Linked DNA regions of Mus musculus: region 2 is linked to region 1. A link is a loop called in an ENCODE intact Hi-C map of the cell type or tissue named here. Cell type or tissue: left cerebral cortex. All regions are shown on one strand. Links, peaks and the distances in the headings refer to the core of each region. The heading gives the core; the rest is flanking DNA.

Evidence for each region. Hi-C counts contacts between places; a loop is a spot of excess contacts. Peaks named below come from ENCODE experiments on the same cell type or tissue, not always from the same donor. Only the 100,000 strongest peaks of a DNase experiment are listed, where the experiment ranks them.
Region 2: a loop joins it to region 1, with 5 times the contacts of the local background. A loop is called at or near these places in 1 of 42 quality-filtered maps.

What each region holds. Positions count from the first base shown.
Region 1 is chr2:22,980,486-22,992,673 of GRCm38, reverse strand. The region is part of intron 2 of Abi1 (abl-interactor 1); the gene reads left to right. Among named protein-coding and RNA genes, the nearest start is that of Gm52502, 28 kb to the left of the region's middle. In left cerebral cortex, for the core only: a CTCF peak has its summit at 6,738 (motif pointing left); DNase peaks (open chromatin) are centred at 6,284 and 6,481; H3K27ac peaks cover 1,941 bases.
Region 2 is chr2:22,922,575-22,934,762 of GRCm38, reverse strand. Pdss1 (prenyl (solanesyl) diphosphate synthase, subunit 1) reads right to left here. Exons shown (of 11, transcript NM_019501.3): 8 at 5,143-5,223; 9 at 4,906-5,019. Among named protein-coding and RNA genes, the nearest start is that of Pdss1, 33 kb to the right of the region's middle. In left cerebral cortex, for the core only: no CTCF peak of the experiment used is centred there; a DNase peak (open chromatin) is centred at 6,323; H3K27ac peaks cover 2,046 bases.

The sequences.
Region 1 (12,188 bases), core at 2,615-10,614:
TATCAGGAATGGTTCTCTCCAGCCCACCTTGTGGGTCCTGGGGTGTGGTCAGGTGTCTGGCTTGAAAGCAAGTGTCTTTATGTGCTTTTAACATTCTCATTGATTCTGCTTTTGTTTCTTTAGGGCAGATACACTTGTGTGAAACGAATAGTTTCATGGTATATGTCTGTTTATAAGAAATTGTCATTGTTTTCTAAAGTGGTTTATTGTATAGTTTGTGGAGAGCTCTTATAAGGAATGAGATCAGAGATTTTGTTACTTTTTATGCATCTGTGAAAGGGAACAGGTTTTGTATTTGCTTTTACTCTAATAAGGTGAACTATATTGTGAACTTAGTGTTTGAACACAGCTTGCTATACTCACAGTTTCGGAGCTCTGCCATGCTTTTCCCAGGACTTCCAGGGGAAGGATAATCTCAACACTAGGAAGACTGAGACAGGAGGACTATTCAAGATGGGTTTCCTCAGTAGCCAGCTGAGTCTTTTTCCACACTGTGGCTCTGATCAGTGCAGATCCATTTGGCCTACTCTCATACCACTCTGATCATCTCTCTGCCTCACAGGCCTCTTCATTGTAGATGCAAAACTGTTTACCTGCTTATTGTTGAAATACGAATTTTAAGAAAGATGCTGGCTGGACATGGTGTCTCACACTTTTGAGCCCAGCACTTGGGAAGCATAGGCCAGATTTCTGAATTCAAGGCCAGCCTAGTGAGTTTCAGGGTGGTCAGGGCTACATAGAGAGACGCTATCTCAAAAACAAACAAACAAAAAAACCTTGCTGGTTCATGTTTGATGTTTTTTAAATTAAAAAAGTGTCTCACTCTGTAGTTTAGGCTGGCCTTGAACATGAGTCCTGTTTGGTCCTGTTCCTTTGCCTGTCTTTTTAGGTCTCTGCTTTTCCTTTCCTCTTCTTCCTCCTCCCTCCCCTTTCCTTCACGTTTCCTTCCCCTTCCCCTTCCTCTCCCTTTTCCTCCTTCTTCTCCTCCCCTCTTTCTTCTTCTTTTCCCTCCCCTTCTATCTCCACTTTCCTTTATGCTTTAAAAAAATTAATAAATATAGCTGGGTATGATGGCATCTCAGCAGATCAGGCAGAAACAGGAGATCTGAGTTCAAGACCAGCTTGCTCTACACAGGGAGTTGCAGGGCAGCCAGGACTACACAATGAGACTCTATCTTTAAAAAAAAAAAAAAAAAAAGGAGTATTACATAATAATTAAAAATGCAAATCTCATTAATAGTCATAATATAAGCCAGTACTGTGGCATTATGTACAGTTGTTAAGATTGGTTAGAAACAGAACAAAGTGACACCATTGCTAATTTTGACATTCTGATGTGGGCTGTGTGAAATGTTGGCAGCTGGGAAGTAAAGTGGACAAGGCCCCTTGCTTTGGTTGTGCCCTGAATACATATGTACTGTAGGCATGTTGCTGTCATATTAAAGGCCTCAGTTCTGTTCCCGAAGCTTTGGAAGTTAACTTTGTAAATTGCATTAAGTGACCTTAAGGTGTAAAAACAACAAGGACAAAAATGTTAAACTTGGGAACAAAATAAAAGAAATTAATTATCCATTAATTGCCACTGGAAAGGCTATCTTTTTGAGATCAGATATATAGTGCAGTAACTTTCATACTGCATCATAACTACTAGGCATAAATACTTGTCTTTTAAAACATCACACTTAGTGCCAGATTTACTAATTAACATTAAGTATAATTTGTAAGAGTGCATCATTACTGTATAGCCAATGCAGAAGAGAAAGAAGGAAGGCCTGTCTACAAATGTATTCCGCTCTTTACCACAAGTCCAGTAGCTAACTCTGAGTGAAACAAGATGGTAAGGTTAGACCATCAGTTCTAAATAAGATAATAGTGCCATTTGTGCTTATTAGTTTAAATTTCAGTTATTTAAACATACATTAGTTATGTATGGGAAATATTTTCCTAGTCTTATTTATAAATATGATGAATGACAAAGATGGAAATGTAAAGATTGGCAGATAAATATAGCAATAGTTTACTAAGTATGAGATGAGATGTATTTACGTAAGAAGCCTCAATGTTTTAGAAATCCCCACAAATATATTTATAAGTATATATACCTACCTTTTAGTCATTGGACATAAGAAGCAAATATTGTAATAATCACAATTATATTTTTATTAGGTCTTTGACATATCAGTGTGATCTAAGTAGTTAGAGTAGTACTTGCAGATACACATCCTCTTAACCATTGATGGAAATGTGCTTCTCACTGTTTTCTTAATCAAATGGCACATTACACTTGATAACAAATGCAGCGAACAGTTATGAATGTTTGACTGAATATTTCCTTTCTGTAACAGAAGTGTAGAGGTTAGATTTGCTTCCTTCAGGCCTTTTAAGCCAAACTTGCTTAAGGTTAATTGTGGGACCGTCAATCTATCTTTATCAGTTTATGTAGTCCTCATACCATTCACCATTAGAATACTGTTTCCTGTTGAGATCAGCACTGCTCAGGTGGCTCAGTTAATGCTCTGTTTGGACCTAATAGAGCCATTGCCTTCCTCATCATTGTGGAGTCTTCAGGAATACTAAAGATGTACAGCATAGAAACTTGTTTTGGACCTGAACAAGTGGCTTTTGTTGTTGCTTTTCGGGCTGAAAGGATTTTCATGCTTTTTCTGTTCCCCCTTTCATAGCTCTTGAGGAAATTTTAGTACTACACCTCTTCTCTTTAAGCCTCATTTTTACTGCTCTAGAGGTGGTGAGACCTGAGAAAATGGAGCGAATATATGAGGTGGACTAAAGTCTCATGCACTAACCAACTTTATTCAGAGCATTAGACAATTTGTATATAGGTTTAAGAGGAGCCACAGGAGTAAAGTGTCTAGTGGCCAAGCAACAAGTAACAATAGCCAATTGCAATGAATAATGTGAAGTAAATTACTCTTCTCCACTCCACCTGGGAGTGATATGAAGCATTAATCCAAGAATTCCACAAGGCTCTTTTCTTGGTTTCTTGGAGGTTTTTCACAAGCACTTAGAAATCTCACATGACTGGATTCTTGGACCATGTGTCTTTTTTTTTTTTTAAGAATTATTTATTTTATGTATGTGAGTGCACTGTAGCTATCTTCAGACACACAAGAAGAGGGCAACAGATCCCATTACAGATGTTTGTAAGCCACCGTGTGGTTGCTGGGAATTGAACTCAGGACCTCTGGAAGAGCAGTTAGTGCTTTAAACCATTGAGCCATCTCTCCAGCCCATTTATGTGTCTTTTTTTTTAAGCCATGATGGGGATGGAATTGAACCCATTCTTTAGGCCTGCTAGGCTAAGTGCTCCATCACTGAGCTGCAGCTCTTGGCTTTTCAGATCTCCCTGCCTGGTGGTGCCTGCCCTGAGATTCTGCTGCTTCTACTTCATTCTGCTGGGAGGTAGCCATGTGCTACTGCACAGCCTCTGTAGGCTTTCCTTCCAGTCTCTTCCTCTTCCTCCTCCTCCTCCTCCTTGCCCCTCTTCTCCATCCTTCATCCCCTCCTTTTTTCTCCCCCTCCTCCTTTCTCCTCCTGCCTTTTCCTGTTCCCCCTTCCAGCTCCTTTCTTTCCTTTTTCCTTGCCCCTCTGCCCTACCTTCACTCTTGCCCTTTTCCTTGCTTCTTTCTGTGGTGTTATTTTTTGAGGCAGAATTTCACTGTGTACTCAGACTGGCCTGGAACTTAATCTGCAGCCCAGAGGTGACCTCAAGTTCACTGCAGTCATCCTGCTTCCTCTGACCCAGTGCTAGGATTACATAGTATGTGCTATCACACCCTTCTTTTTAACATTTTCTCTCTTTCTGACTGTTTAATTTGAGTCAGTGTGTGTGTGGGGTGGGGGCAGTAAATATAGCTACTGTCATTAGATTTCATTCCACAAATCCCACTCCCCAATTGAGTACTACACGAAGATTGCTAAATGCCAATCACTATTACTTGAGGGATTATAATGAAAATCTAAAATCTGTTAATGCCTCTTTCTGTCTTGTTTTCTTGAGTGCTTATGTATAGTACATAAAAATGCCAGGGTATTTTACACATGTAAATAACCGAATTAATTTATCCTCACAACAAAGTCATTATAAAGCTTAATGTAGTGGCACACACCTATAATCCCAGCTCTCAGGAGGCAGAGACAGGAAGATCTCGAGTTCAGGTTAGCCAGGGCTGCATAGGAAGACCCTGTCTCAAAACACAAACCAGTCAAACAAACAGCACCCAGCCCCATTGCAGATGCATAGGCTAGGTAATTTAGAATTATGTACTATTAAAAATGGCATTATGAAAACCATCAAAAATACATTATATGCATACATGAAATTCTCAAAGAATAAATGAAAATATTTTTAAAATGGCACATTAACCAAACAAATTTCACCATAGAATCTATTATTACTTGTACTATTCGTTTTCCCGGACTTTTTTTTTTTTTTTTTTTTTTTTTTTTTTGCAGGGGAAGTGCTAGAGTTCAAACCTAAGGCTTTACACATGGCAGATGAGCACTCCTCACCTTAGCTCACTTACAATCTTCCTTTAAACTTCTAAAGGCAATGCTTTGCCTGACCTGTTTTACTACAGTCCCAGTCAAGTCTCTGAGTACAGGGCCAAGTCTAGAACCCAAGATTCTTGTTTCTGCAGGGATTACAGAAATGCTCCATCATCTAGATGGTTCTAATAGTTTTGTATTTAATTTGTCCTCTTTCAGACAGCTTTTTAAATATATTTTATTTAGTGGCTGTCACACATACTTGTGTGCATGCATGTGTGTGTGTGTGTGCATGTGAGATCTTGCAGGGATAGCTTGACTGTGGTGGTCTTCTAAGAGGATGCTGTGCTGTCACTTGATGGCTGTTTCCATCTGGAGATGAGACTACTATATTTCTGGATATTTTTGTATTTATACACATGCACACACATATACTTACGTATTTTAATTTCTCTGGCTGTGCTATCGTTTCTAAATATACCACTCTTATCTCTTTAGGAAACTGTTCAGTTTTACTTTTTGGTTATGTCTATTATATTTTTTTTCTCCTTTGTAAGTGTCAATAGTTTTTTTTTTTTTAAAGTTATTGATTAGTTTTTATTCTGCACGAAAGTTCTTGTTTATTACTCCTTTATTCCTTGTAAAGTTTTTTTTTTCAGATTCTGGTTAGGTCCCCCCCATTTCTTATGGAATCTGGTAATTTTTTTTTTTTAAGAACTTAAAGAATTGGAGATTAAAATGCCTAGACAGAGCTTTGTTGCTATATTGTTAATATTCTTGTTTCTATTTTTCTTTTTTAAATAAAAACATTTAAACATTTTGTGTGTGTTTGTCTACATTTGTATCTGTCTGTGTGTATGTACATTTCGTTATATTGTTAACATTCTTGTTTTTTTCTAAATAAAAATATTTAAACTTTTTTGTGTGTATTTGTCTGTGTTTGTGTCTGTGTGTATGCACATGTGTTGGCACTTGTGTGACTAAAGGAATCCACTGGAGTTGGCTCTCATCTTTGACCCTGTTGTTACAGGAATTGAACTCAGGTTGTCAGCTTAATGGCAAAACCTTTGCCTATTGAGCTATCTACCCTTCTAGCCTTTCATTATTTTGTTTAACTTGCACATGTACATTTTAGTTTTGAGCATATTCCCTAACTACTTTCCTCTTTTCTCTCCACCATCCCCTCCCATTGGTCAGTTTCTCTAGACAGCTCTATTTCTGTTTACTAAAATTTATTTATTATTATTGGGGTGGGGTGGCATGCCATGCCATGATGTTCCTGTGGAGGTTAGAGGACAACATTGGAGTTGCTTTACTCTTTCTACATTAGGATTACTATTGCTGTGATGAAACACCAAGACCAAAGGCAAGTTGGGTAGCAAAGGATTTATTTGGCTTGCACTTCTGCATCATAGTCCATCATTGAAGGAAATTAGGACAAGATCTCAGTCACGAGCCTGGAGGCAAGAAGGAGCTGATGCAGAAGCCCCTCACCGAGGCTTCTGAATCAGCTGGCCCTCCCCCTTCAGTCACTAATCAAGAAAATGCCATACAGCTTTGCCTATAGGCATTTTCTCAATTGAGGTACCCTCCTCTCAAATGACTGTAGTTTATGACAAGTTGACATAGAACTAGCCAGCACACATGGGTTCCACTTGAGTGATTTCCGATTTGCCTAAGCAAGCAGGCTGCCTTCCCTACTGAGCTGCCTCTCCCCGTGACTTCTCTTTTCAGGTCTTGTAACTCAGCCTGGTCTGGGACTTGGGATCCCTTTGCCCATTACTCCAAGTGTTGCTGTTATAGGCTCTAGTTACTTTATAATAATTCTGATTCAAGTGGTTCATATTATGTGTGTTTCCATGGTGTCTGATTTTGCAGTTCATATTTTTGTAAGAAATCTATTTTGTAGTGTGTGTATATAGGTCATTCTGAATCAAGTTAACTTCAGAGTTGATTGGGAACTTGTTTCAGGCATATTGAACAGAGCTCTGTAACAGAAATTTGGGCATACTGCCATTTCCAGAGTCTGGTCCAAGTAAGCAAGAACAGACAAAGGTTGCCTTTTTCTTTGCTGAAGGCTTTCTCTGTGTAGCTTGTCTCAGGACTCTTACCCCTTTCCTACCCATCTCTGTTTGTTATTCTGGGCAAAAGGATTTAGATTTTCATTTCTTAGTTGATTTCAGCAAATTTATATTGTGGCTTTATTTATATGTAAGAGTGTCTGCCTGAAACCTATAATGCCTTCCCTCTAGTGGCAGTTGTGAAGTTTGGTAAGTTTCCTGATAAATACATTGTAGAAAATAAGGACATATCAAGTAGTATTGTGGTGGCATGGCTCTTTCTGCCTGCTTTTCTGTGTTTTGGTTATTGGGATAGGCTCCCCACCCGACACCCTCTCCCCCCCCCCCCCCGCACACCCCCTTTCTGGAAGATTTTTAAAAGAAGCACATGTGTACCTCCCCATTCCCATAAAAAATGACAGGAACAGGAAGGAGAACACATTTCAAACAATATATATCTTTGTGGTAATTTTACATAACAGTTTTTTAAGATTTATCTTTTAAATTATATGTATTGGTGTGTGAGTATGTGCAGATGAGTGAGTTTCGGTGTCTTCAGATTCAGCGGAGGGTGGAGCTGGAGTTAGAAGCACTTGTCTCTGATATGGGAACTTAGAGTTGAACTTGGTCTTTGGGAAGGCCACTTCATCTTTCCAGGCCATACAATGAAATATCAGAGCTTATTATGAACAGAAGTTTCTAAAAAAAAACCCCAGCAAAACTACGCCCATGTTAAAGATTTACAAAGCCAGTTGCCTAGTTAGAACTTGCTAGGAGAAGAGTTGCATGCAGTGTTGCTTGTCTGGAGCCAGATTATTTTGTGCTATTAATGGGCAACCATTGTCTTCCTCTGTGTTTTACCTAGTAACCATTCTTGTGATTATTAGGTAAATTATTTTGCAATGTATTTTCTACCTTGCTATAATTAACCTACTTGTTACTTCAGTGTGCAGTGTATTTGAGGAGTGCTTTAGTTTCTTACATTCTTTTGTTATGTAACAGAGCATAATGAGTGTGTTACCCAGTGGGAATTATGTGTACATATTATGTGTACATATTATGTATGTAGTAGGCTCACCTGACTCTGTCCTGGGCTATGGTCACTCATGGTTCTGAATCATAGTCTGGCCATGGTTCCAGAATAAACTGTCTCTTATTCTCTTGGGTGCTAGAGCAGTTTTTTGTTTTTGTTTTTGATGTGGTTTTGAAGACAGAGTCTCCTTTTGTTTCCCTGGCCTGGAATTCCTTTTGTAGACTTCATTGGCTTTAAACTCACAGAGATCTACCAGCCCTTGCTTTAGAGTTCATGCTTCCATCAGCTGTGGTTTTAATCAACAGATAGTTTTGTTTTTAGTCTGCTTACAAATTGTATCTTTGAGTTTGATTTTTTTTTTGTCTCTTGTAGCCCAGGCTAGCCTCACATTTATAATCTAGCTAAGAATGACCCACAGTCATCTTGCTTTTACACAAGTGTGTGTACCACTACACCTAGTGTTCCACAGTTGTCATGGAAATTTTTTTTTTCCTCTAATAGAATTGGTTTGGGGAATATTTTAGTCTTTCTTTGAAAACCTTTTCATTATTTTAGCTAATTTCTAACACATTCATATTCATTAGAGGCTGATTTTATAAATTAGTGTGGCTCAGAGGGGAAGAACACTATGCAAGCAGCAGTACCTGTGTTCAGATCCAGGTACCCATATAAAAAGCCAGTGTGGCCTGTTTGTAACGCCCCCCCCAGGACAGGACATAGGAGCTCCTGGGTTGACTGGTCAGTCAGCTAACTTCTAAAAACAGCAGGCTTCAGATTCAGCAGGAAGCCCTGTCTCAAGGGCATGAGGGGAGTAATCGGTCAGGATGACTGATGTCCTCCAGCATTCACATGCAGGTGTCTGTACCTGCACACAACTTGCACGTGCATACACACACACACACACACATACACACACACACACACACACACCACACATATAAATAATAAGAAAGAAATTGTCAATCAGGTATAGTGACATCTGGGTGACAAGTTCAGGGCTTGGGCTACATAAAGAGACCTGTGCTTGTATGCATGCGTGTGTGTGTGTGTGTGTGTGTGTGTGTGTGTGTGTGTGTGTGTGTGTGTGTGTGTGTGTGAAGGTGTGTGAAGGGAGAGAGATGGAGAGTATGAATTAGTGGACTAATTTGTTACTGAATAGTAAAGTGACTGGATATCAACAGAATACTGTCCTATTTTATAAGTCTAGGTAAGAAAGGAAAAAAAAGATAGTTAGAAATGATTTTTAAAGTTCTTTACCATAAAAAATAATAAATATTTAAAGAAATAAACATTTAGTTTGACTTAAACATTCAGTTTACACATGTATCAAAAAAAATTAACACTGTACTGTTTATGTGTATCCTTTGTGTACCAGTTAAAAAATATTAAAACTATGAAATTGTGAAGTGTGAACTCCTAACTTCCATAGTGTTGTTAGCTTTTAAAAGACTAGATAGAGCTCAGCCTACTCTGTCTGCTCTTCAGCTTGTCTTTCCTCTGATCAAACGTCAGGGGTAGCCTGTGCTTTCTTCTTTCCAGTGTGCTAAGTGTGGCCACTGAAATGAGATTTCTTTTGTGCAATGTTTTGATGCTGCTTCAGAAAGATTTTTAATATGGTTCTGGGATTAATTGCCTGATTCTCCTGCTAGGCTAGTGTTCTGCCACTGAGCTGTTCCCACAGTGTTGCTTTAGAACCTTAATCATTCTAGTCCTTGTTCTTTTTGTCATCTACCTGCAATTGAAGTACTTTAAAAGTTTTCTTGATACCTTCAAAAGACTAATGCTAGCTATAATAAACATCTATTAATTCATCAGCTAAACTACAGACAGAGCATGACCATGAGCACTCTCCTCCATACCTGAAGGACTTGTCCATCATTCCCTAGGCCAGTAGTTCTCAGCTTTCATAATGCTGTGCCCTTTTAATACAGTTCCTCATGTTGTGATGACCTCCAACCATAAAATTATTTTGTTGGTACTTTGTAACTATAATTTATCTATTGTTAGGAATTATAGTATAAATATCTGATATTCAGGACATTGATAAGCAATCTCCGTGGGGGTCATGACCTACAGGTTCAGAACTGGTGCCTTGGGCCTTCCAGTTCTGTCATCATATATGTTGTCTGTCCTTACATGGAAGTCATAGTCCTGAAGGAAACAGGCTAGACCTGTATTCCTAAGTCATTACTGCTTAATACTTCTTTGCTTTGGGAAGCTATATGTGTCTGGTATGGCTTGCATTTTAAAAACTCATCATTGGGCCCAATGGGATGAATCAGCAGATAAAGTAGGCTTTTGCCTGATGCCCTGAGTGTTTGATCCCTGGGGTCCACATGGTGGAAGGAGAGAAATAACTTTTTGATACTGTTTTGTTTCAGGGTTTCACTATCTGTAGTGCTGGCTTTCCTGGAACTTGCTGTGTAAACCAGGCTCTCCTGGAACTCAGGAGATTTACCTGCTCCTACAGGCATGCACCAACATACATTGATGTATTTTATTTACATAAAGTTTTACATATTTACAATACGTTTTGAATGCTTTCAAATGTGCTGGCAATATTTTCATTAGTATTAACTAGCTAAATAATTTTTTTAAGCTTGAGATTTTTTTATTACTTTGTTTACATTTCAAATGTTATTCCTTTTCCTAGTTTCCCCTCCGAAAATCCCCTATCCCCTCCCCACTCCCCATGTTCATCAACCCACCCACTCCCTCTTCCTGGACCTGGCATTCCCCTACACTGGGTCATACAACCTTCATAGGACCAAAGGCCTCTCCTCCCATTGATGAGCGACTAGGCCATCCTCTGCTACATATGCAGCTAGAGCCATGAGTCCCAGTTTTCTTTGATTGGTGGTTTGGTCCCAGGGAGCTCTGGGGGTACTGATTAGTTCATATTGTTGTTCCTCCTATGGGTCTACAAACCCCTTCAGCTCTGTGGGTCCTTTCTCTCCCTACTTCATTGGGGACCCTCTGTCCAGTGGATGGCTGTGAGCATCCACTTTTGTATTTGTCAGGCACTGGCAGAGCCTCTCAGGAGAGAGCTATATCAGGCCCCTGTCAGCAAGCTATTGTTGGCATCCATAATAGTATCTGGTTTTGGTGGTTGTTTATGGGATGGGTCTCCAGGTGGGGCAGTCTCTGGATGATCATTCCTTCAGTCTCTACTCCACACTTTGTCTCGATAACTCCTTCCATGGGTGTTTTGTTCCCACTTATAAGAAGGTTTAAAGTATCCACACTTTGGTTTTCCTTCTTGAGTTTCATGTGTTTTGCAAATTGAGAACCAACCTTTTAAAGTTGTCCTCTGACCTCTGCACATGGGCTGTGTGATGCTGTGTACTTGAGCAGGTACACGCGCGCGCACACACACACACACACACACACACACACACCATTTTAAAGATTGCGGCTTTGTCTTTTTAAAGATTTATCTGCTTTTGCAGTTTTGTTGTTAATGTATAATGATAGAAGTATAAGCATGCCTTTCTTTGTATTTATATTTCTGGATTTGGATTTTTTCCTATAAGATGGGATAGAGATACATTCTTAGTTTCTCTTTTATGCAGTAAACTAGTATTTCACTTGAATAGTATATTTCCCCCACTATACCATAATTCTAAGACAAGAAGTTTGGTTTAAAAGCCTAAGTTTGTTTTTAAGTTTTGTCCATTTACTTGATTTTGTATTGCCACAATACTGTCTTAGTAAGACTTCATAATGAATCTCAAGCGAGTTTTTAAAAAAATATTTATTTTTATGATTTTTACCATGTGTAGGTGTGTGCATGTACATGTATGTCTATATATATGAGTGCAGGTGCCCATGAAAATGAGAGGCTTTAGGACAGGAGCTATAGATGGGTTTGAGCCACCCAACATGGGTTCAGGGAACTGAACTTGGGTCCTCGGGAAGAGCAGCAGTGCTCCTAACTGCTGAGACAACTCTATCTAACGTTTCACAAATAATGTTTAAAACCATTTTTTCCCCTTCATGCTCTTTCATATACTCCTTGAACCATGAAAAACTTGGGATTTTTATTCTAATGTATTCAACTTGTAGATCAGTTTAGGAAGATTTGTAATCAATTTTACAATGGTATGCAGGCAGGTCAATGAAAGTTATATTTGCCAGTGTGTGAGTAAAGTAAAATTGTGTTGTATCTAGCTTTGAAGGTCACATAAGTTTCTCTTTTGAACTCTTTATTTATCTGCTTTCAAATTTCCTTCATTATCAATATAAGTAAAACATAAAAGAAAGAGATTTATGTTTGTGTCAGGGCAGTCTAACAATTTTTTATGAGTAGCATATTTACATTTAAAATTTTTTTTATATGTATGGGTATTATGTATCATGTTTATGCTTGGTGCCCATGAAGGCCAGAAGAGAGAGTTGAGTGTGGATGCTAGGAATCAAACCCGTCTTCAGAGAGGCATTTTCCAAAGCCTGTCCCATTATCTTTTACAAAGCAATTTTAGCTGTTAGTATTTGCTTACCTTATACTCATTGTATTTTCAATCTGACAGAGCCTTAATGCTTATTAAACTTGCTTTATGAAGCTGTCTAAAGGTGCTGAACATGATTTC
Region 2 (12,188 bases), core at 2,063-10,062, 57 kb after region 1:
CAAAAAGACAAAAACAAACAACAACAACAAAACAGGCTGGAGAAATGGTCTGGTTGAGTGTGCATGGTCTGATGACTGGAGTTTGATGAAGAAAGAACTGACTACTCAGACACCTGTCTCCCCACCGTGTGTGACACACACTATAAGTCCCTCAGTAATGATGACAATGTCTTGTATCCTCTTCATTTTTACTGGTTATTTAGGAGGACGGCATCCAGACAGAAACCCCATATCCAGGTTCTGCCAGCAACCATCCCAGCTGAATAATTTCCTCATCTCAGTCTTCTTTTCTGTTTCAACTGTCCAATTTCTAGCAGTCTGTAATTCTATGGAGTAAGAGGTAGGATGCTTTCTGTCTGATATCCATGCTGATGCAGTTGCCAGTTTCCCTGGCACTATGCCTGAAGGATGAAGTAAGTTCTCCAGTAGTAGTGACTATGGAATCTGCAGTAGAAAAAACAAGGCAAACAACAGAAGAGAAACCCTAACCAAACAAGGAGCAGTGTTCTAGAAAAGTACATGTTTGAGAACAAAGTTGTAGAGACAGTTAACATCCATACAGAGTTCTTAAGTACTAGTTTGCATCAAGAAATAAAATCAAGAAATCAATCAGATAATTTTGGTGCTTTTATTTTTTAAATACCCCCCCCCCCCCGCGCGCGCGCACACACACACACACACACACACACTTGTTTATTTCTAGGCTATATCTTAAAGCAGATGTGATGGTGTCTTGGGCATCTCATAAAAAATCCCCTGTGTATGTATCATATATCGAGCGTATGTTTCCTCAGCTTGAGTTATGTGTCATAAAATATGCCAACTGTGTAGTTTCTCTGATGCTTTTAATGTAAAAACATCAAGAAAGCAACATTTAAACTAAGTTGCAGTGAGCATGACTACATTCCTCCTTTGAAGTAACACTATGTAAATTTCAATATGCAAATATCAAACTTCTAAACTTCCCTACCCCTGTGTATGTGAGGAAGAAGTGAGAAACAAGTTGGTTCTCATCCCAGATTCAGTGAGACTTTTTTTTTTTTGCTTACTCATGCTTTTTACAAGTAGGAAAAATAGCCTGTGAGGAAATCAGATTGTAACTGGGAAATGTGTTCACAAAACTACAAGGGTGATCAGTGCACTAGGATGGGTCAGTAGTGTCCAAACCTGAGTAATTCTAAGGCACCGTAGCATAAGCCTAGGCATCTGGTGCAGAGGCCGGCGATGACAGCGGGAAGCCTGACATTTGTCTAGTGATTTATCAATAAAAAGCAGATGAAAGGAAAATTTTAAAACGAGCTTTTAAACTATTATAATCTCACCAAAAAAGGAAAACACTTCTATTTCTGAGTATTTCATAAACATTTTCATATGTCATTGAAAGATTTAAAATGAAAATTAAAAAAAACTACATAAAAAATAGAAAGTCAAACAATTTTTTCACATTGTTTCCAAAGTGAAGTATATCAGTATGTCTTAATGAATTTCCCACATTTACATATTTAAATACCAGCTTTAGGTAAGGGAACCAGCAAGGAGAAAGAGGACAGCTATTTCTAATTTTTTACCTTCTGGGGCATTACACACAGCAAGAGTAACCGTCAAGACATAACCACACTGCAGGGACACTCAAACTTTTGTGTAAGTTTATATTTTGAGAAAAATCATAAAGCCTGAGACAGTACAACAGATTCAGGTAAATGTTACTGAGTTAATGTCCAAGGAATTTTAAAGAAAAAGGGTGGAGACTTGCTTGTTTAAGAGAAACATATTTCCCACTTCTTACCCAGTAGCTTCTGTGTACAGTTTCATTACAGACGGCTGCTTCTGGCTAGGGTTTGCACTTGTGAATAAGGTCTTTGCAATGTTGTGGGTTGTATTCTTTTTTCCCTTTTTTCCTTTTTATTTTTTTGGCACAATCTCATGGGGCCCAGGATGATGACCTATGTAGCTGGCAATAACTTTGAATTCCTAGCTTTTACCTCTCAAGTGCTAGTGATGGAGTCCAGGGACTTGTGCATACTAGGCAATTACTCTACAACAGAGCTCAATGACAATATACACTCCTAATCAAGAATATACTAACTTCATTACCACTGAGACCTCTTCAGAAATCATGAAGTGCGCGCGCTCGCGCGCTCGTGTGTGTGTGTGTGTGTGTGTGTGTGTGTGTGTGTGTGTGTGAGAGAGAGAGAGATATGCATATGCTCACTTTGAGTCAAACCCAGGGTGATATACATGTTAGGCGGATCTCTACTGCTGAGTGACGACCTCCTGACACACCTCAAGTCCCTGAACATGGCCACAAAGGAATCGTTCCCAAAGATATCAAAAATAGAAGACTCAGTCAAACAGTTCTTAGTCGAACAAATTATAATGTAAAGATCATTTACCATGCAGCATTAAAAAGGAAAAGGCAAGCCAGGGTTTGGAGAGCATGTCTGTTATCTTTGTACTTGAGAGACTGAGACAGGGAGTCTGTGGAAGGCCTAGGATCTCAGAGCAAGATCTTCAGTGTTACACAGATGGATTAGTTCAATGACAAATATGTGGACAAAACATCCCCCTAGGAAAGGTTTACAAACACCTTCCAAGTACTCTATAAATGATGTTAGCCACTAACAATAGTGGATACCCTGTGTGGTGGTATCTTCAGTGCTAGGGTATACCAGTTACCTGGTTTCTGGGTAGACCTACTGGGTACTGTTATGTACACTGTTAGTTGAAGGAACAATTCAAGCATAGTAAAATGAATGCTGGTCTTAGAAGACTTGGGAAAGATGTTCAATTACCCAAAAGAAGGCTCTGTGTCATCTACCAGATGTTCCATTTTGGTCAGACATGAGCATCAGTTTCATTCAAAGAACAAACAGTTATCTACCACAAAGTAGACTTGTGAATCAGGGAAAATGTAAGAAAGAATCCTTTATAAACTAAAATCAATGCTGTTTTATTAAAGCTAGATACTGTATAATCCTGTATTATTTTTGAACTTGATTCACCCAAAGTTATTTTAAGCCCCATGAACTCTTTTTTAGCAGAATAATGCATAAAAAGATCCTAAGCTCAGGGTTTTGAGACCAATTTATAAATACAACCTTGACTAAGTATAAATATCTATTTTATTAACTTTTGGCACAGTGAGTGCTGCCCAGAGGCACTACTGTTCAATTTCATCATGTGTCTCATTTCTGAGGCTGCGTTTATGCCTGCAGCTCCTTTCCCCATTGACTTATAGGCAGAAAGGGGAAGGTGCTGCCTGGTCAGAGTAACTGGGTGCCTCATGCCTCTTGGATTTCCCAGTATAACACGCAAGTATTTATAATTGTTGAGACTCTCCTTTATTCATGTATACTCACCTGTGACAGAGATGATGAAGGTCTGTGACTATACAACAAATGCTGGCTGATGATTAATTTTTCTATCATCAGATATACTTTTATACACACATGGCTCAGGAATACTCTGTGTGTGTATAGGTGGCTATGGCATAACAGAAAATGTTCCTTTATGTTGCTCTAATGTGATTTTTTAAATTTTTTAAAACTTAGCATTATATTAATAATTTTCCTGAATATTGGGGTAGTTAGTTAATAAGTCTCATGGGAAAAGGGACCTACCATTCACAGAATGCATGTATTTTGTTTGTTTATGATTTGAGACATTTTTGTTTGTTTTTAATGTAGTTCAGACTGTCCTCAATCTCATGACCCTCCTATAACTGGGTGTTGGTTGGCACGCCTGTGTTACTACATCTGAGCTCTATATCTTTCTCTTCTTACCCCGACCTCAAGTGTCTGAGATGATAGAGCCTGCTAATAAGGACAGAGTTTCTAAGTGCAACATCATCTTTGGTCATAGTCTCTATTCTTTTAATTGACAGGTACTGTCCATGGTACTCAGCACAGCCATCCAGGCTTCAGCCTCCCTGAGGCTGAATTACCTGTAGTAGTTCTGCTAGGTCAAAGGATAAAAGATCATCTCTTACCTTTCTTGAATCAGAAACGAATCAAAAGGAATGTCACTGGTTTTAATATCAAAATGGAACTAAGTCCTAGAGAAGTCGTGACTTACATTTTAAATAAAGAATGCAGGCAAAATTTATGGAAAAACTGATAATTTAAAAATTTTAGACCCAAAAGGTAGTTAGTGATGACTGTCTTAGTACACTGCCAACTAACCAGTTAAATGCCACTCAGATGACTATTTGTTTTAAAGATACCCATACACAGCTAATGGTCCACTTATTCCAAGCAGCATCTGGCCCAGCTAAAAGCAAATGGCCTGGGTCCAGATGCTGCTGTGAAATGGTTGGCTTGACAGTCACTGCAGCATCTTTGATACTTGTGAAGCATCTCATCTGTTACAGAGGACGTGAAAGCAGCTTTACTTGAAAGCTTCTCAGTGTGAAAAGGAAGGAACTATGCAGTCCTGGTGCATTCAATTGACTTCTCCACACTTGGAAGCAATGGCTGAGGCATCAAGGCTTCCCTCGAGATGTCAACATTTCCATTAAACTAGAACTTATGACTTCCTCAGACCTAGACACCCTCGGAACTTTCTGTACCTTTAAGAGGCTTTGAGGCATACCCAATCATAAAAGTAGTAACTGTCAATATTGCAACACTCAAAACACATGAAATTTACTCAGCACTTTCTGATTTACAAGATAATGAGTAGTATATCAACTAGCGCTCATAACAACTGAGGAGATTATAATTGGTATTTCACAGATAAGGTTTATAGAAGTGAAATTATAGCCCTAACATCTCAGTTACTAAACCAAGATCAAATCTGTGGTCCCTTATCTAAATGCCTCCAGCTATTTTTTTCTCTCACACTTTACCAGATGTGCCTGAGATATTGGTTCTATGTTGGTCCTGTTTCAAAGAGAGTAAGACCTACCTGCTGGCAAGCAAACAAGACAGGGCCAGTGGCTATGCCTAGCTTCAGGTCTGCAGATGTTGGCTTGCCCATCTGGTCAGAACATGAGGTGAAATCCAATACATCATCTATGAGCTGGCAAAAGGAAAGATGAGTACACCCACTGAGCTGCCACTGTCTCCACTGCTTAGCACACTACACTGAGAAAAATGCAGGCTGTGCCTGTATGTCACCATTCCCACAAACAAGTATACCAACCTGAAAAGCTATTCCAACATTTTTCCCATACTGATAGGCTATCTCATGCACCACTGGGTCAGGGCAACCCAGGACAGAGACCTGAAAGAAAAAGAAGATTCTGGTAAGCTGTGTCATCTAGGCACTAGGCAGAGCCACTCACGCATTCCCTAAGAGCACTGAGCCTATGCTATAGACAATGGGGATGCTGGCACTAAAAGGAAACCCAGCACATTAAAAAGTGCTGTTTTCTTGGCACACATCTTTAGTCAGGAGGCAGAGCTGTGAGTTTGAGGTCATCTACAGAGTTCCAAGACAGTCAAGGCTACAGAGACCCTGCCTCAAAATAAAACAAAATTAAACAAACAAACAACAAAACAAAGGGATGTTTCCTTTCTGTGTAGTTCAGAGAATAGAGTCCAGGATCTTTTGCAAGCTAGGCAAGCAGTCTACCATCCAGCTACAAATGTAGCCTATTTTCTTAAATTTATTGTAATATTTGTGAGTATGCAGGAGTGTGGGTGCCATTCTGGCATTACTTTTCTTCATCTTTACATGGACTCCAGGGATTGGTTTCAGGTTGGCAGCTTACAGGAAGTACACCTTGCAGTCCCATTCTCTTAAATTTTAGAGAATCTAGCCTTCTTCCTCCTGTTCTTTCAAACAAGATAAAACAGTCTTTTGGGCAAAGAGCCACAAGACTAAATTCTAATAATAATGTAAGCAAACCTTTCTGGTATGCAAAACAGATCCCATTGTGTATAACACTGCCTTCTAGCACTCAGTGCAATTGCTGGCTTAATGACCTCTGAGGAGAACCCTCATTTCAGGGGTGTACTCTCATTCAATATAAAACTTTGCCAAGCTCCTCCTCATCTGTGGCTCAGTTTTGGTGATCACTTTTTTTTTTCTTTTCCCCTGAATGCAGTTGTTTCTTGCTATGCCTGTTAACAGCCTCAAGTCTCAGTCTGGTTTTCATTATGAGAAGGATCTTCAACCCCTTTCTCATCAGAAGTAACAATTATATTAGGACTGTTTGTTTGCACTCCCACCCTTCCAAAAGGAGACAAGGAAGACTTTCAAAGCCTTTAAAGCTCAAAACCTCAAACACAAGCTGGTTAGTGCTGAGCATGCGAATCCTCACTAATCCACCAAAGCTACTTCCTGCTGTACTGTTAAGCATGCTAAGCAGGCCCAGCCACATTTTCAGAAATCAAAGACTGGGAAAGAACAAGAGGGGAACTGGGGAGACATTCTGTTCAATTGGAAAGCAAAGTCTCTGTTGACGTTCAGTAAGGAAGCCAGATGAAATAGGTCACTGGTGATACTTAAGCATCTGCCTACTTCTTTTGGAGACTGTATTCCTCCTGGACAGCAGCATGGCAAGGTGGGACAAGCTCTCCAGAAGCCTGTGGGGTTGGCGATATGACTAGCAACTATCAGTGACCCTGATCTTCCACCTGATCCTTCTGTGTTTCAGTTTCCTTACCTGTAAAATGTAGGAACTAAACTTTTACCTCATACAAAAGCAGAAACTTCCCATTAAAGAATCTCCTTTGATGCTGTGGATATAGCTCAGTAGGAAACCATTTACCTAGCATATTTGTTTGGACTCAGGTACAACAGACAGAATAAAAAGGAAGGAAAAAAGGAAGAAATGAGGAAAAAGGAAACTGATCCTCCTGTTTAGCTGGATATGGACATCCATACCTGTAATCCAGTCATTCAAGAGGTGAGGCAGGAAGACTGCAGAGTTGAGGCTGGAGGCTAAACAGTTGAGTCAGAAACAACAGAATCCCCCTTCTCTTTGTTCACTACATCCAGGAACAGGATGAAGGCAGGATCTGCTAGCCATATCTTTGCTCACTATTATTTTTGTTATTGTTTTCCTTTGGTGGTGCTGAGGATCAAACCCATGGCTTTGTGCATGATGATAAGTACTCTAGCACTCAGCCCCATTCAACCCTGGGAATGCTTTCAGATATTTAATAACATATATAGTTGTAATGCTTAGCAGAGCAGGGCTAAGCTGCACACACCAAAAGGTCACAAAGCCACTTGAGTAAGTGGTAAAGCTCTTCACTGCTTTCAAAAGCAAAGACCTGTGATCCACAGCAGCCCAGGAAGGGCTATTCTTTGCAAGTACTTTGTGAGGCTACATGAAGATCAATGTAGAAAAGAAGTCAAGATACCTGCCTGAAAAAGGCAAGTTTCAGGTTTCAGGCAGCTGGATATATTGAATGGAGAACAAAATGACCCCTACCCCCACCCCCTGCAAGCAGAAATAATTGATAATAAAGCTATCTCCAGTCATGAGATTAATGCTATCTTTTCAACATAAAGCCAGGCATGGGATCTCGGGCATTATCTCAGCAGAGGGTCCCAGGTCCCCAGAGAACTCTCTACACTGCAGGCATCTAGCACACCCAGAGCTACACAGAGAAACCCTGTCTCGAAAAACCAAAAAAAAAAAAAAAAGATAGAATATTAAAAGCAGTAAGAAAAAAGGTCAAGAAACATATAAAGGCAGACCTATTAAAATTACACCAGACTTCTCAGTAGAGACTATGAAAGCCAGAAGATCCTGGACAGATGTTATACAGATCCTAAGAGAACACAAATGCCAGCCCAGTCTACAATAACCAGTAAAACTCTCAATTACCATAGATGGAGAAACCAAAAGTATTCCATGACAAAACCAAATTCACACAATATCTTTCCACGAAACCAGCCAATCAAAGGATAATAAAGGGAAAACACAAACACAAGGAAGGAAACTATGCCCTAGAAAAAACAAGAAAGTAATCCTTCAACAAACCTAAAAGAAGACAGCCACAAGAACAGAATCCCAACTCTAACAACAAAAATAACAGGCAGCAACAATTACTTTTCCTTAATATCTCTTAATATCAATGGACTCAATTCCCAAATAAAAAGACATAGACTAACAGATTGGCTACATAAACAGGACCCAACATTTTGTTGCTTACAGGAAACCCACCTCAGGGAAAAAAAACAGACACTACCTCAGGGTAAAAGGCCGGGAAACAATTTTTCAAGCAAATGGTCTGAAGAAACAAGCTGGAGTAGGCATTCTAATATTGAATAAAATCGACGTCCAACACAAAGATATCAAAAAAGACAAGGAGGGGCACTTCATACTCATCAAAGGTAAAATCTTCCAAGATGAACTCTCAATTATGAATATCTATGTTCCAAATGCAAGGGTAGCCACATTCATTAAAGAAACTTTAGTGATGGGGCTGGTGAGGTGGCTCAGTGGGTAAGGGCACCCGACTGCTCTTCCGAAGGTCTGAAGTTCAAATCCCAGCAACCACATGGTGGCTCACAACCACCCGTAATGAGATCTGGTGCCCTCTTCTGGTGTATCTGAAGACAACTACAGTGTACTTACATATAATAAATAAATAAATCTTTAAAAAAAAAAAAAAAAAGAGTGCTTCTGTTTTAAAAAAAAAAAAAAAAAAAAAAAAAAGAAACTTTAGTGAAGCTCAAAGCACACATTGCACCTCACACAATAATTGTAGTGGGAGACTTTAACACCCCACTCTCGTCAATGGACAGATCCTGGAAACAGAAACTAAACAGAGACACATTGAAACTAACAGAAGTTAAAAAGAAATAGAATTAACAGATGTCTACGGAAATTTTATCCTAAAACAAAAGGATATACCTTCTTCTTAGGACCTCATGGTACCTTCTCTAAAATTGACCATATAATTGGTCACAAAACAGGCCTCAAGGGATACAAAAATATTGAAATTATCTCATGCATCCTATCAGATCAACACAGACTAAGGCTGATCTTCAATAACAACATAAATAATAGAAAGCCAACATTCATGTGGAAGCTGAAGAACACTGTACTCAATGATACCTTGGTCAAGGAAGAAATAAAGAAAGAAATTAAAGAGTTTTTAGAGTTTAATGAAAATGAAGCCACAACATACCCTGGCGTATGGGACACAATGAAAGCAGTCCTAAGAGGAAAACTCATAGCCCTGAGTGCCTCCAAAAAGAAACAAGAAAGAGCATACACTAGCAGTCTGATAGCACACCTAGAAGCTCTAGAATGAAAGGAAGCAAATTCACCCAAGAGGAGTAGAGGGCAGGAAATAATCAAACTCAGGGCTGAAATCAACCAAGTGGAAACGAGAAGAACTATTCAAAGAATCAACCAAACCAGGAGCTGGTTCTTTGAGAAAATCAACAAGATAGATAAACCCTTAGCCAAACTAACCAGAGGGCACAGGGACAGTATTCTATTTAACAAAATCAGAAATGAAAAAGGAGACATAACAACAGAACCTGAGAAAATCCAATACATCATCAGATCCTTCTACAAAAGGCTATACTCAACAACACTGGAAAACCTGGATGAAATTGACAAATTTCTAGACAGACACCAAGGTACCAAAGTTAAATCAGAATCAGATTAATGATCTAACAGGCCCATATCCCCTAAAGAAATAGCAGTCATTAATAGTCTCCCAAACAAAACAAGCTCAGGACTAGATGGGTTTAGTGCAGAGTTCTATCAGACCTTCAAAGAAGACCTAATTCCAATTCTCCTCAAATTATTCCACAAAATAGAAACAGAAGGTACTCCACCCAATTCATTCTATGAAGCCACAATTACTCTGATACCTAAACCACATAAAGACCCAACAAACACAGAGAACTTCAGACCAATTTCCCTTAGGAATATTGATACAAAAATACTCAATAAAATTCTCGCTAACTGAATCCAAGAACACATCAAAACAATCATCCATCATGATCAAATAGGCTTCATCCCAGGGATGAAGGGATGGTTTAATATATGGAAATCAATCAACATAGTCTACTATATAAACAGACTCAAAGACAAAACCCACATGATCATCTCGTTAGATGCTGAGAAAGCATTTGACAAAATCCAGCACCCATTCATGATAAGTCATGGAAAGATCAGGAATTCAAAGCCCATACCTAAGCATAATAAAGGCAATCTACAGCAAACCAGTAGCCAACATTAAAGTAAATGGAGAGAAGCTGGAAGCAATCCCACTAAAATCAGGGACTAGACAAGGCTGCCCACTTTCTCCCTACCTATTCCATATTCTAAGTCCTAGCCAGAGCAATTAGACAACAAAAGGAGGTCAAGGGGGTACAAATTGGAAAGGAAGAAGTCAAATATATATATATATATATATGACCCTAAAAATTCTACCAGAGAACTCCTAAACCTGATAAACAGCTTCAGTGAAGAAGCTGGGTAGAAAACTAACTCAAGGGGGCTGGTGAGATGGCTCAGTGGGTAAGAGCACCCAACTGCTCTTCCAAAGGTCTGAAGTTCAAATCCCAGCAACCACATGGTGGCTCACAACCACCCATAATGAGATCTGATGCCCTCTTCTGGTGCGTCTGAAGACAGCTATAGTGTACTTACATATAATAAATAAATAAATAAATAAATTAAAAAAAAAAAAAAAAAAAAAAAAAAAAGAAAACTAACTCAAACAAATCAGTGGCCTTTCTCTACAGAAAGGATAAACAGGCTGAGAAGGACATTAGGGAAACAACACCCTTCACAATAGTCACAAATAGTATAAAATACTTTGGTGAGACTCTAACTAAGGAAGTGAAAGATCTGTATGATAAGAACTTCACGTCTCTGAAGAAAGAAATCAAAGAAGATCTCAGAAGATGGAAAGATCTCCCTTGATCATGGATTGGCAGGATCAACATTGTAAAAATGGCTATCTTGCCAACAGCAATCTACAGATTCAATGCAATTGCCATCAAAATTCCAACTCAATTCTTCAATGAATTATAAAGGTCAATCGGCAGATTCATCTGGAATAACAAAAAACCTAGGATAGCAAAAACTCTTCTCAAGGATAAAAGAACCTCTGGTGGAGTCACCATGCCTGACCTAAAGCTGTACTACAGAGCAATTGTGATCAAAACTGCATGGTACTGGTATAGCCACAGACAGGTAGACTAATGGAATAGAATTGCAGACCCAGAAATGAACCTACACACCAACGGTCACTTGATCTTTGACAAGGGAGCTAAAACCATCCAGTGGAAAAAAGACAGTATTTTCAACAAATGGTGCTGGCACAACTGGCGGTTATCATGTAGAAGAATGCGAATTGATCCATTCTTATCTCCTTTGTACTAAGGTCAAATCTAAGTGGATTAAGGAACTCCACATAAAACCAGAGACACTGAAACTTATAGAGGAGAAAGTAGGGAAAACCTTCGAAGACATGGGTACAGGGGACAAATTCCTGAATAGAACAGCAATGGCTTGTTCTGTAAGTTCAAGAATTGACAAATGGGACCTCATAAAATTGCAAAGCTTCTGCAAGGCAAAAGACACCGTCATTAAGACAAAAAGGCCACCAACAGATTGGGAAAGGATCTTTACCAATCCTAAATCCAATAGGGAACTAATATCCAACATATACAAAGAACTCAAGAAGCTGGACTCCAGAAAATCAAATAACCCTATTTAAAAATGGGGTACAGAACTAAACAAAGAATTCTCAAATGAGGAATACAGAATGCCTGAGAAACATCTGAGAAAATTCAACATCCTTAATCATCAAGAAAATGCAAATCAAAACAACCCTGAGATTTCCAAAAAAAAAACAAAACAAAAACAAAAACAAAAAAACAGTCAGAATGGCTAAGATCAAAAATTCAGGTGACAGCAGATGCTGACGAGGATGTGGAGAAAGAGGGATAGTCCTCCATTTTTGGTGGGATTGCAAGCTTATACAACCACTCTAGAAATCAGTCTGGTGTTACGTCAGAAAATTAGACATAGTACCTCCGGAAGATCCAGCAATTCTTCTCCTGGGCATATAACCAGATGTTTCAACTGGTAATAAGGACACATGCTCCACTATGTTCATAGTAGTCTTGTTTATAATAGCCAGAAGCTGGAAAGAACCCAGATGTTCCTCAACAGAGGAACGGATACAGAAAATGTGGTACATTTACACAATGGAGTACTAATCAGCTATTAAAAACAATGAATTTGGGCTGGTGAG